Linked DNA regions of Homo sapiens: all the other regions are linked to region 2. A link is a contact called in ENCODE Hi-C data. All regions are on one chromosome and are shown on one strand. Each heading gives the region's core, a stretch centred on a gene start or an enhancer-like site at or near the end of the contact. The rest is flanking DNA. Distances are from core to core; before and after follow the strand shown. Region 1 holds the start of FAM120A (family with sequence similarity 120 member A). Region 2 holds the start of ANP32B (acidic nuclear phosphoprotein 32 family member B). Region 3 holds the start of SUSD3 (sushi domain containing 3).

Region 1 (4,330 bases), core at 664-3,163, 4.5 Mb after region 2:
CTTCCGCTATCATTTTAGGCTTAACTACCACCATCTCCTCGCGGGCAGTGGGGGCAACCGCGAAGACAGAATTTCACAAACTTTCAGCTCCAGCAGTTTCAAGGAAATGTCAAATGACAAGATGGAAGACCGAGTGTCAAGAGCTAAGACAACAAAAAGGCCCCCAAAATTTGTTTTCAAGAAAACCAATGAAAAAAGCAAGCAATCAGAACGTGAAGTCCAGGATCATGGATGTGCTTATCTTCACAGTCACTGCTGGGTCCTGAAGTTCTCCTCTGGCCCAGTGCCAGCTGCGAAGCCCTCTGCCAAAGGGCCAGAGGAGGCCGGTGATATAGAGCTCTGATTACCCACCCGTCAGGGCACCGCTGAAGGTCACTGAATACTTACTGTGCACCCGAAAAATAAATCCTGCGAGTTCACGCCCGCGTAGTTCGCCCCCTGATTTTGAGCGACTCCTTTCGCATGGGATCTACAAAACCGAACTGCCTTAAAGACCTCTTTCACACGGACGTGAAGTCACAGAACTGACAAAATCCCATCCTGTCAAAGTGCACGGGTCTTTGAAATCTAACACAAAAAGCCATAGAAAGATTCTCTAAACACCCTGTACTAAGAGGAACACGGACAGGGCACTGCGTTCTGAAGTAGAGGCCAGGGCACTGGCCCTTAGACACGTCTCGCTGTCACCGGGCTAACAACATTGGCAAGGGCGGCGGCAGCAGCACTGATATTTGCAGCCCCCAAGGGCTCTGGCGAAACCCCCTCTATTACTCTGTATCCTGCCTGCTTCCAAGATGAACCTGTTGCTGGGAAAGAACAGGCTAAATTAGAAAAGGGAGTATTTTGTCAAAGTTGAAGGTGAGTGATAGCCTGCCCGCCTCAAATAGGATGGGAAAAACTAAGGATATTGGGGATGATGACACTGTCGCCTCCGAATTCTGGTCCGGGGCTCTCTCCCAGCCCTCAAGTGTCCCCACGCGGCCGCGGACCCCGAACAGGGACAGCTGGAGACGGGCTTGGGCAGCGCGCGGCCTGCACCCGCGGCCATCCATCTTGCAGCCCGGCCCGGCCAGGCTATCCCGGGCAAGGGCTGGGGGAACTCGCTGCCCCCAGCGCCGCCACGGCCGGGCGACATTCTGCGCCCTGGGAAGGGGGATAGGGGTGCGGCGCGGCCCCGGTCCCCGGCCCGCCCGGATCCCCGGCCTCACCTTGACGTGGAAGCGGATGAGCGCCAGGCGGATGCAGTGGGCCATGCAGACGGGCGGCAGGAACCAGACCTTTGGCGGCGGGGTGCCCTTGTTCTGGACATGGCTGACGATCTGCTGTGCCGTCTGGCGCTCGTTGCCCTGCCGCTTGACCCACTCGTGCAGCCGGGCCTTCTCGAGCGCGCCGTTGAAGAAGACGAAGAGCTCGATGTTGCCGCCGAAGCAGGCCTTGGCCAGCGCCGCCAGGTAGCCAAGCATGTGGTTCCACTGGCCGCCGCTGACCCAGTCGGTGTAGAAGCCGCCGTAGAGGCGGTGCAGGCAGTTGTCGGCGTCCACCAGCAGGCGCAGCGGGGTCTGCGGGGGCCGCTGCCGCCCGCCGCCCACCAGGCTGCCCCGGGCCAGCTTCTGCAGCTCCACCGGCACCACGGCGCTCGGGCAGTGCTTCTCGATGTAGTCCTGGAAGCCCTGCACGCCCATGGCGGCGGCGGGGGCGCGGGCGCGGGTGCGGGCGGGGGGCGGCGGGGCCGGGGGTGGTGGGGCCGTGGCGCGCGGGCGGGCTGGCGGGCGGGGGCGGCGGCCTCTAGGGGGGACTGGGGCGGGTCGGGGGCGCGCTCATGGCCGCCGCGGCCGCCATGTGCTGCCGCCTCCCAGGGCCATGTCTGGGGAGGGACCTGCCGCCGCCGCCGCTGCCGCCGCTGCGAGGCCGAGGCCGAGGCCGAGGCTGAGGGCCGGGGCGGGGCGGGCGGGCGGCGCTGACGTAGCGGACCCGCCCGGCGCGGACGCCGCCCAGGCCCGCCGGCTAGCAGGCGGAAGAGGCGGCGCCGGCGGGACGCGGCTCGGGGCTCCCGGAGGCGGCGGCGGAGGCGGAGGCCCGGAGTTGGGCCGGGACGGGATCCGGGAGGCTTCTGAGCCGGAGCAGGCAGCGCCTGGAGGCCAGAGGCCGTTCGCCCGCCTCAGGCCGGTCGGCCGCCGCTCCCCTCCCCTGCGCCCTGTTCCCGGCAGGGCCAGAGAGGCCGCCGCCTCCGCCCGGTGGTTCTCGGGCGAAGGGAAGCCGCGAAGCAGGTCCTGGGGAAGAGCTCGCCTGCTCCTGAGGGAAGCAGCGATAAGATGGCGCTTTGAAGGGGAGCCGAGGCCGAGTCACTCTGTTCGTCGGGACGCCGCCTTTCTAACGCCGCCGTCGGCTCGCACCACTCTGGGCCTGCTGCCCACACTGACTGCGGGGTCCGGGAGAGCGGGATGCTGGCCGGCCGCGCCTGGCTTCTTGGAAAGAGCAGGAAGGAGCGCGAGAATGCAGTTCCGCGGCAGGTGCTCATCCCAGCAGCTTCGGGCTCTCGGTTGTGGTTTTTACACCTATGACAAATGACATGGCCAAACACACCATAATGTCTGAAGGTACAGGTAGCCCTAAGCGCCTGCTCGTCACGGAAGAGACTGTCTTGAGAGCACAGGTCTGTTGCAGCGTGGGAAAGCCTGCGTTACCACTGCGCAATGGCTAGACTGAAACGTGCGCCTTTGCAGTGGATCTCCCAGCTCTTCTGAGGGAGAGGGATTTGAATCTTGTTGCTTTAGTAGCATCTTCTGGAAGGAGGTCGTTTACGTAAATTCTGTTCCAAAGCTCTGTCGTAACTGCTTCTAAAATGAGGTTGATACTGTATGTATATTAGGCTTGCATAAAACATTTTCAAAAAGAGATTAATGTCTTTCAGAATATAAATTTAGAAACCCAGCACTCTAAAAGTTTTAAAGTGCCGCTTTTACTTACCTTCATCTCTCCATTTGTTCTTTTTTTGGAGAAACCTCTGTAGAGGAGCAGGATGCAACCGACAGGCTGTGGCCGGACAGCTGCTGCCCAGCACATGGAGCCTGCACGCGCACGGTTTGGCCAAAGAAGCCCCCATACTCCCGGTGAAAAAGGCAAGTTGGATTTTTCTGCTTTCTTTTCTGATACCCACCTCAAATGCAAGCCAGTATCATACGTACATAAATTAAATGCTGCTGGTATTTTAGGAAGTTACATTTAAAAGCAGGCTGACAAGTTATGCCACTCACCTATGCATAAAATTAGTCACAAAGCCAGGATGACATGTTATCTAAAAATAATACAGGCCAGGTGCGGTGGCTCACGCCTGTAATCCCAGCATTTTGGGAGGCCGAGGCGGGTGAATCATTTGAGATCAGGAGTTCGAGACCAGCCTGGCCAACATGGTGAAACCCCGTCTCTACTAAAAATGCAAAAATTAGGCGGGCCTGGTGGTGTGTGCGCCTGTAATCCCAGCTACTTGGGAGGCTGAGGCAGGAGAATTGGTTGAACCCGGGAGGCGGAGGTTGCAGTCAGCGGAGATGGCACCACTGCACTCTCTAGCCTGGGCAAAAAGCGAGATTCCGTCTCAAAAATAAATAAATAAATAAAAGAAATAATACAGTTAGCCATTAAATAACGAGCAAAATCCAGAAATATCCAAATTTGCTTTTATAACCCAAGGCAGGTTCACAAGGTGAGGAGTAGTAGTTTTTAATCACTCGTATTTTCATTTGTAGCATTGCATTCCGTGTATTTACCTTTTCTTTAAACACTCTTGCTTTTAATTTTTAAAAATGCATTAGTGCGGCCGGGCGTGGTGGCTCACGCCTGTAATCCCAGCACGTTGGGAGGCCGAGGCGGGCAGATCACGAGGTCAAGAGATGGAGACCATCCTAGCCAACATGGTAAAACCCCATCTCTACTAAAAACACAAAAATTAGCCGAGCGTGGTGGTGCGCACCTGTAGTCCCAGCTACTCGGGAGGCTGAGGCAGGAGAATTGCTTGAACCTGGGAGGTGGAGGTTGCAGTGATCACGCCACTGCACTCCAGACTGGCAACAGAGCGAGGCTCCATCTCAAAAAAAAAAAAAAAAAAAAATGCCAGTGCCAGTATCTGGAATTCTGGAAATAAATTTATTTTCACCTTATTATATTGTAGAGGTCTAAGGTTCTGGAGTCAGGCCCCCAATATCCATCTTATGATAAGTCTGTGCCCTTGCAAAAATATTTACCTTATTGAACCTTGGATTTTATCATCTGTAAAATCAACATATTAATAGTACTTAACCTCCCAGGTTGTTATAAGGATTAAATCAGATAACCT
Region 2 (4,259 bases), core at 576-3,075:
AGGCCCCGCGGGGCCGCCCTCCGCGGGAAAGCCACTGGCCCGCTGGGGCACCCGGCCGCGGCGCTAACTGGCCCGCGCCGGTCCGCGGCGGGGGGGGGGCTCGCGACGGCGGGCAGCCGCGCTAAACCCGGGAGACGAATGGGGCAATTCCCACAGGTCGGACCCACGCCCACGCAGCCGCGCCGCAAGAGGGCCGCCCTCAGGCCCCTACAGCCCGCAAGGCGCGCGGCCGACCGCACCAGGCCGCTCTCAAGCACGTGGGAGGCCAGAGGCCGCCCGGCCCACGAGCCGAGCCGAAGCCCGCCCAAAATCCCGCGCGCCCGGCGCGGGGCGGGGGCGGCCGCCTGCCGTTGCCCTTTTAAGAAGGGGGAGGGGGTCGGCAGCGCGCCCGCGACGGGATGAGTCGGCGGCGGCCGCGGCGCGCGGCTCCCGCCAGTGGGAGCCAAGCCCCGGCGGGGCGGGGGGAAACAGACCGAGGGCTCGGCGCGGGAAGAGGCGGCCGCCAGCCAGCGCCGAGGGCGGGCGGGCAAGGCCAAGCTCGTGGGCCGGCTCACCAGGCGCAGGGAGACGGGCACCCGCCAACATGGCGCTGCGGCGGCCTGTGGCGCGCCCCGGCTGGCGTGAAGAGCCGCCGCCCGCCCACACGGAGGGGCCAGCCTCCCGGGGCAAGGGCAGGGGCCCCGGGCGCCGCCGCCGCGGCACAGGGGGAAGGGCGAGGCCGTCGCCACAACGGTTGGCCTTGGTCGACCCGGGCTGCCCCTGGGAGGCAGGAGTGGGCAAGGCCGAGGGCGAAGAGGGAGCGAGAGAACGGGGGAGAAAGTTTTATTTTTGGGCTTGAAAAATGGCGGGAACCACGTCCTTTTTTCAAACTTGGCCTCGGGAGGGGCGGCGGTTGCGCCACCTCCGCCGCCCTGGCCCGCCCCTCCCCCGCTCCGCGCGCCGGGCCGCGCCCGCCCAGGCCTCCAGGCGCCCGAGGGGGCTTCTCGCTCCCTTCAAAAGAAAAAAGCCCCCTCCTCGCCCCACGACTGCTGACCTCGGCCGGGCCGGCGCCCACGGCGAGCTCCGGCCACAAGAGCCCCCGTCCCGCCCCACCCGCGCCCCTTCCCCGGCCGGCCCGGGGCGCGCGGAGCCCGGCCTGGCCCAGGCGGGGATGGCCGCGCAGCTCCTCGGCAGGCCGGGCCTCCGCCCGGCCGCGCATCCCGGGAGGCTGCAAACATGGCTCCCAGCGTTACACAACCCCCGCCTCCCTCTCTCGCCGCCGGCCACTTGCACACGCGCTCCCTCAGGGGAAAGACCCCGGCGGGCGAAGCGCTCAAAGTTTGCTTTCCCCCACACCGCTGCCTCCCCCCGGCCGCCCCAGGGGCCCGCGGGCGGCAAAGAGTTAATCCTCGCGCGCTCGCTCCCCCCTCCGCGCCCGCCCGCCTTCCCCGTCCGAGCCCACGAGCTGCGCTCTTCCCCGCGCCGGGGCCGGCGAACCCTCAGCCCGGGCCCCGCAGGTGGCCACCATTACATGCAAGTCATCGGGGGAGAGGGCACCCAGAGGGGTCTCTGCTTACAGCTGCCGGGGTCCGGTTCCTCAGCTCCAGGTGGATCCTCCTCTTCATGTCCATGTTCCCCTCTTCCCCCCTCTTCAAACTTAACTTTCCGCGGCGGGGGCGGAGGGGGGAGAGGCGTCCCGGCTTGCGCAGCGAGGGCCGTCGGAAGGGTTTGCTAGCGGCGGAGGCCGGCGGCGCGGTCCTGGGTGGCGGGCGGCGTGCGGGCAGGCGAGCGGAGCCCCCGGAGCCAAGTTACTCACGGGAGCGGAGAGAAACCATGGAGGGAAAAGGGGGCTGGAGCGCAGCGCTGGGCTCACTACCGCCGCCCCCGGCCGCGGCCTGCACTGCGCTTAAACCGGCGACGCGGCGCGGCAGCTGCTCGGCTCCACTCGGCCCCGCGCGGCGCTGCTCGGCTCGGCGGCCGCGGCTGCACCAAGGCGGGGCGGGGAGACTCGCGGCGGGCGGGGCGGAGGCTGGGGAAAGGCGCAGCCCGAATAGAGGAGCGACTTCCTCCCTCTCTCCGATTGCACGTGGGGCGGCTGATGTAAGACCTTTCTCGTGGGTGGGGGGGCTTCCCCGCCCCCCGGCCCCCGCCGCGCTGAGACTCCTTCTACCTCCGGCCCCACGTCGTCGCGCCCGGAGCTGGGCTTGCGGCCCGGGCTGGGAGGTTCGCGGGAAGGGTTGGTGGGAAGCTTTGCAGTCCGGCTGCGGGGGTCCCTAAAACCCAGTCCATCCGGGGAGGCTCACGGGGGCGGCCCGACGCCCGCGGAGGCGCGAGATGTGAAGAAGCCGGGGACAGGCTTTGACGTTCACCTTTTGCCTGCCACACAGTCTGGGGCCAACAGGCCGAACCCCGCTGCCTCCTTGGCAGACTGGCGTCCGTAGTGCCGCCGAGGATCCCCCCCGTCGGGACGGAATCGCGGCCGACCGGCCCTGGCAGGGCAGCTGGGGTCGCTTGCTAAGCCACAGAGCAGCCGAGCATCCCCACCCTGTTCAGGAGAGTCTCCCTCGGTTTTCTAACATTTTAATAGGAGCTAGAGAAGGAAACGATTAGCATTTCTAATAGGGCCTCAGGGTTTCCCCGCAGACTTTTTTTTTTAATCTCATTTATTCCTTAGGGCACCCCTGTGAAGTGTGTAAATTCTTGGTGGTCTAAGTTTCGCTGAAACCTGGCAGGCAGCCTTTGTCATGGTCTGGCCCAAAGGGTCCCAGGGGTTAGAGCACCAGATCGGGATGAGTGTTGTGCTTTGCAGAACACCGGGGAATGACGTTATATTCAGCGTACAATAAGTAAATACATAATGTGTCAAATCAAATACAATCTAAGAAGATCGTACTGACAAGAAGCACCAAAAACTAAGAACAATTTGTTAAAGAAAAACTTGAAATTCTATGTATTAACATGAAGTTTTATGGAAGTTAAGAAAGTGCCCCCTTTCCTATTTTACCTAAGTTTTAGTGGCAAACAACCCAAATTTAGTTGTAAACCAATTATATATCAGCTTTTAAAATACTGAGTGAGTTAACATTTGAAGATGAAAGTTTTAGAAGGAATATGGGAAAAGAAAAACTTTCTGGTAGTAGTTCCCTGACTCCGTTTGTAGTCTCAGCAGACGTCTTTATGACAAGGGAAAATGGAGACAGATGTTCTCAGGGTTACAAAAGGTCTGTAACTAAGGTTATGAGAACCACAGGGCTATGCAATGAGGGCTTTTACCAAACAAAACAAAACAAAACAAAAAATCGGTTTCATGAGCCAACAAGCGATTATTGAGGATCTGCTTTAAGGGGCTTGATATTATTTCTCTAATTCTCAGACAACTTTCTGAAGTAGGTGATAATTTAATCATTTTACAGATGAGGAGCTCAGGAATCTTAAGCTGCACGTCCAGCAAGAAGCAGAGCTAGGATTTACACCCAGATAGGTCTGACTCCACAGCCCACCATCTTGTGCTACATCATCAGTCTGGCTAGAGTGGAGTCATAGCATGGTGGGGGGCTACTTTGGTGCTGTAGGTTGGGAACAGTTGCAGAGGGCTTTTAATACCAAACAGCATGCAAGTGTCCTCGTGCAGGAAAAGGGGGGATGGTGCTGAAGGAGTCTTAAACGTGGTAGCTCTGTGCTAGAGAGTGGTAACCTGATGGCTCCCGGAGGAGGTGGTATTAATCCTTAGCATCAGGGCAAATCTTGAGACTCTGTCCTCTCTTTATGGCCAACTGGAGGGTATGAAGGACTCTTTCCCTAGGGTACATAGCTCACAGGATAGATGTGTGTTTTATAGTATTAAGCCACAAAGTAATTAATAAACATAGCCACAATGTGCTGCAAATAGAAGGCAAAAGAGCCAAAGGAGGAGAGACTACAGACACGGCACTGTCCGTTCTTACGCAGCCGGTGCTGGCATGCACCTCTGTGAACAAAGAGCATGTGTTCCAGTGACATGCTTCTTTGTCAGGGGCTTCACTGCCAGAGGCATAAATAACACAGGCAGAGCAGGGTGTGTCTCATTGCCCTGCCAACATCTTCTACGGGACTGTCAGTCTACAGGCCTGAAGGGGCTGTTGTCACAGCGCCTGGGTTTTGAATATTGCTGCTCTTAACATCATTCTCTGCATCTGTGTGTGAGAAAGATGTAGAATATTCAATTATATCTAATCTGCAAGTATTATCATGTCCATGGATTTATGGATTTCAACAAGGGCTGAAAGGGAATAAGGAAATGT
Region 3 (4,623 bases), core at 1,139-3,638, 4.9 Mb after region 2:
GCCAGGGGCCAGTCATACAACAAACATGATAAACTCCTACTCTGAGCTAGTCTCCCCCGCGCCCTGCCCTTCTCCCAGGGCGCTCATGGGAGATGAGGGAAGACCACTTCCTGCCTCTCAGGAAGATCAGTCTGTCCACACTACTGTGCTCTTCATATCTACTCTAGGAAAACCAGTGGTAATGGCCCCATTTTAAAGATGGTGGGAAAAACACACATCCCCGTGCTATGTTTTTGGTTTTTGTTTTGTTTTGAGACAGAATCTCGCTCTGTTGCCCAGGGTGGAGTGCAGTGAGGTGATCACAGCTCACTGTAGCCTCGAACTCTGGACGAAAGCAATCCTTCCACCTTTCAGCCTCCCGAATAGCTGGGACTACAGGCGCATGCCACCATGCTCAGCTAATTTTTTTTTTGCATTTTTTGTAGATACGGGGTCTTGCTATGTTACCCAGGTTGGTTTCGAGCTCCTGGACTCAAGCAATCCGCCCACCTCAGCCTCCCAAAGTGTGGGATTAGAGGCATGAGCCACCACTCCTGGTCAGTGGTGTTTTAGTGTCAAATCCTCTCCAAAGGCTCCCAACCCCCCAGCCTCTAACTTCACAGCACATTTCACAGAGCAAGAAACTGAGGTCACATGGCAGGGGAGTGATGGAGTCCAGATGATGGCATCATCCCTGCACCAGAACAAGTACCCTCCCTGGGCTCCACTGGGCCTGTCCACAAGCTTGGGGGCAGGTATACAGTGGGGAAACTGGGGCACATGGGGAAACTGAGGCACAGAGGTACAGCGACTCACCCCAGGTCACAGGGGGGATCCTAACCCAAAACTCCAACAAGGGGGCCAGTGCCTGGGAAGTGGTCATGGTGGTCAGAGGCAGAGCCAGGGCCAGGCAGGATGAACAAGAGCACAGGGTGCCAGACTAAGCTCCATTCCCAGCACAAATTCCAAGGCAAACAGCCTTTTGTATGCAAATATGCCAGAGCCTCCAGATACTCCCTGGCCTTGGGCTGACCTTGGGCAAGTCAAGGCTATCCAAAGGGCACTGGCACCCACGCCCCCAGGCTGTTGTGCCAGTAGAAGGGGCTCCTCAGGTAGTACCAGGCCCTGGGCAGGCCTTGCTCAAACACAGGAGCAAAAGTGCTCATCACCCCAACACCAAATTAGGGACTCTGGACATTAGGCTGCCAGAGTCAAACTAAATAAACCAAATCCACCAGCGCCAGGAACAAGTCTCAGCGCCCACTTTGCTGAGCTGCGGACCTCTGCTCGGTGAATTAGCTCCCTGAGCCGCAGTTTCCCCAACTGTGAGAGGAAGCCATTCTCCTGCCACCTTCCTGCCAGTTCCCTGGGGCTGCAGGCTGACAGTGTGACCTGGTCCAGCCCACCCCACTCCGGGCCTCAGCTTCCTCCTGCGCAGAGCCTTAGCCCCGCAACGCCTGAGACGCCCAGAACCCTCAGGCCTAACGTTCGTGGGCAGTGGCCGCGGAAGTAAGCTTTTGGGATATCTGAGACCCAGAGTTCCGGTTTGGTTCCGTTTCTAAAAGGGTTAGACTTTAGAATCATTCAAGGAGCAAGGCCAGCATTCGAACCCCGGAGCCTTGGGCACGGGAGCAGACAACTCTTTAAGCACATTCTTGAATTCAAACACTTAAAAGTAAAATAAAAAGCAGCTTCTCTTCCTTCCAAAGGCCTCTGAGCCTCCTCCGAGACAGCCGAGGCGATCCCAAGCCTGGCTACAGGGTGACCTCGGACAGCCACTCCCCTCTCGCAGGCTCAGTTTCTCCATCTGTAAAGTGGAGCTGCGCTGGTCACCAAGGAATCGTGAAGATGACACCTCCCTCAGGCGCAGAGAGGGCTCCCGGCTCCCCCCTCCCGCCCCCGCGCCACCCGCCCGCCAGGTGAGGCCGGTTTCGACTTCCCCGGGAGGGGCGCGGAGGGGCCCGGAGCCTGCGGCGTGGAGAGGCTTGGCCGGCCGCGCTGTCCGCAGACGCCCGGGACCAAGGCGCTGCGGCCACTCGGGAACGGGCGCGCGGGCTGCTGCGTGCAGCCGCCTGGTTTCGAACTGCTCGCTGCCAGGCTTCGGCTCCGCTAGGGCGCCTGCTGGGCCGGCGGAGGGTCGAGGAGGTTCGTCCTCGGGGCAGATCGTTGCTGTGGCCCCCACCCACGGCTGTGCGGCCCCGCGACCCCCTCCCCTCGGCTTTCCCGTCTGTGAAATGGGCGCAGAGCCCCGCACGCGGCCACTCGGCCCCAGCCCTCACCTGTGCGGTTCCCTGGGGCAGGCGTGGTGACCCCGGCCCGCCCCCGGGGCCTCGCCTTGCCACGGAGGGTGGCGGCCGCCCAGCGCATCCTGCGCGCTCCGAGGCGCTTGGCGGGGTCTGCCAGGGGAGTGAGCCCGGCTTGTGGGGGCGGGGCCTGGGCCTGGGCCTGGGTGAGGGGCGGGGAGGCCCCGCCCTCCACGCCCGCCCAGGGGCGGTTCCATGCAACTTACAGACCACGCCCACACGTTGGACTGGGGCCGAGGTCCGGCCGGGGGCTGTGGGCGGGGGCCCTTGGGGAGACCAAATACCCAGCGGGCCAAGGCAGCCGGCTGAGCGGAAAGTGTTGCTACTCCGGGGCGTTGCACGCGTGGCTACCTCTGCCCAACACCCTTCCCCCATCCCTTCCTGTTCTCACCTTCACTCCTAGTGTGGTTTTTCCATGTGCTTCTGTGTTTTTATTTTTTGAGCAGGATTTTGCCTTCTCAGGGTGCCGGATTCGGCCGGTACCAAAGGGCAAACAGCAAAACGCCTCCCCGGCCCGCCCCTCCCGTAACCCACTCACCCCCAGAGTCCTGTGTGGACCCAGCCTTCTTTCCCTGTCTCTCACTGGGCCAGGCCGTCTGAGGCACACTGAGGTCTGGGTGCCCTTGTTGTCTTCGGTTCTCACTGAGGGGCCCCCGGCTGGGGGAAACAGGATGGAAAGCCCTGGGGTCTGTCTGCAGGGCCCACCACACCTGGAGGCCTCCCTTCTCCTGGCTTCCCCTTCCCACCCAGCTCCACTTGCAGCAGGCCCAGAGCTGTGATCCGGGCTCTTTCTCTCCCTCTGACCCCACCCAACCCAGGCTTAGCCCCCTGCCCAGGCAGCCACCAAAGGGTTGGGTGTGGTGTCAGGCCTCAGACATCCTGGATCTTGGGCTGCTTGTGGGAGACCACCTGAGCCATGCCTATTCCTGTGGAGCTGGCAAAGGCAATCCTGGCAGAGGGAACAGCAGGTGCAAAGGCCCTGGTTTGGCAATGTGTGGCAGCAGAAGCCCAGTGCGGCTGGCTTAGGCATGCCTCCAGGAGCGCAGAAGGTGGCCCAGGTGGGCCAGGCTGGCTCTAGAGTGCCTGGCAGGTGACCGTGAAGAGTGTGGATGTTCAGGTGGACCATGAAGCAGGGTTCCAGCAGGGCAGCCCCTCCCCGTCTCTGCTTTCCGAGCCCTCCAAAGCTGAGGTTCAGTGTGAAACGTGAGGGGCCCTCCCCCTTTCGCCATCAGGGTTGGCGTCACCCCTGATATGTTCTTCCCACTTGGACTTGTGGGTCACACACGATGGCTTACTTCAATCTCCTTTATTCAAAATCAAGCATGTGTATTCTTTCTGCCATGTCGGGAAGGGCAGGGCCATCAGCAGTGCCCACTCCAGACCACACTCTGGGACCCCAGAATGTCTTGCCAAGTGGCCCCTAGCCCACCTCTCAGGCCTGTGTGGTCCCTTCCCTGGTTTTGCCCACCATGCACCACCAGGCAGAAGGCCACTGCCTGTAGGTGCATGGACAGGGCTGGGAGGGAGGTCTGGGGCAGCCCTCCAATAGCTGGGTGGAGCTAGGTGGGGATGGAAAACACCAGGCTGCCTGCAGCTCCCTAAGCCACCACGCTGTGACCCAGGCCTTCAGGAGCCTTCAAATGCTAAACACCTGGCCATTTAGGAAGTGTGTTTCCTAGAGCTGTGTAACATAGTACCCCAGACTGGGTGCCTGAGAACAACAGAAATTTATTGTCTTATGGTTCAGGAGGCCAGAAGTCTGAGATCAGGGTGTCGGCAGGCCTGCAGTCCCTCCAAAAACTCCAGGAGAACAGCCTTCCTTGTATCATCCAGCTTCTGGCAGTTCCTTGGCCGGTGGCAACTTAACTCCTGTCTACACATGGTGCTCTCCCTGTGTCTCTCTGTGTTCAAATCTCTCTTCTAAGGACACCAGTCATATTAGATTAGAGCCCACCGTAATGTCCTCATCTTAACTTAAGACCCTATAAAGAGTCTGTAAAGACCGGCCAGGCTCAGTGGCTCACGCCTGTAATCCCAGCACATTGGGAGGCAGAGGCAGGTGGATCATAAGGTCAGGAGTTTGCGACCAGCCTGGCCAACATGGTGAAACCCTGTCTCTACTAAAAATACAAAAATTAGCTGGGCATGGTGGCGCGTGCCTGTAGTCCCAGTTACTTGGGAAGCTGAGGCAGGAGAATCACTTGAACCCGGGAGGCGGAGGTTGTGGTGAGCTGAGATTGTGCCACTGCACTCCAGCCTGGGCAACAGAGCAAGACACCATCTCAAGAAAAAAAAAAAAAAAAAGAAGAGTCTGTAAAGACCTTGTCTCCAAATAAGGTCA

What was found. Hi-C counts contacts between places; a loop is a spot of excess contacts on that map. Pooled maps may share reads with other maps.
Region 1: a loop to region 2 is called in a pooled map, with 8 times the contacts of the local background. The contact joins the promoter of FAM120A here to the promoter of ANP32B in region 2. A Hi-C loop is called at or near these places in 2 of 37 single-sample maps with no recorded cell type and 8 of 50 pooled maps.
Region 3: a loop to region 2 is called in a map with no recorded cell type, with 15 times the contacts of the local background. The contact joins the promoter of SUSD3 here to the promoter of ANP32B in region 2. A Hi-C loop is called at or near these places in 2 of 37 single-sample maps with no recorded cell type and 2 of 50 pooled maps.

Annotation. Positions count from the first base shown.
Region 1 is chr9:93,449,268-93,453,597 of GRCh38, reverse strand. It overlaps FAM120A (family with sequence similarity 120 member A), which reads right to left and starts at 1,913. Exons shown (of 18, transcript NM_014612.5): 1 at 1,209-1,913. The coding sequence starts at 1,682. It overlaps FAM120AOS (family with sequence similarity 120 member A opposite strand), which reads left to right and starts at 17. Exons shown (of 3, transcript NM_198841.4): 1 at 17-1,451; 2 at 2,999-3,119. The coding sequence starts at 889. RefSeq lists enhancers at 1-111, 175-304, 1,884-2,433 and silencers at 1,024-1,203, 1,504-1,633, 1,774-2,303.
Region 2 is chr9:97,980,907-97,985,165 of GRCh38, reverse strand. It overlaps ANP32B (acidic nuclear phosphoprotein 32 family member B), which reads right to left and starts at 1,825. Exons shown (of 7, transcript NM_006401.3): 1 at 1,557-1,825. The coding sequence starts at 1,610. The region is part of intron 2 of LOC124902226 (a long non-coding RNA gene); the gene reads left to right. RefSeq lists silencers at 496-725, 756-805, 816-1,015, 1,086-1,165, 1,356-1,445 and 2 more and an enhancer at 1,073-1,955.
Region 3 is chr9:93,056,466-93,061,088 of GRCh38, reverse strand. SUSD3 (sushi domain containing 3) reads right to left here and starts at 2,388. Exons shown (of 5, transcript NM_145006.4): 1 at 2,259-2,388. The coding sequence starts at 2,346. RefSeq lists enhancers at 214-263, 332-1,312, 1,313-2,293 and silencers at 1,804-2,213, 2,224-2,673.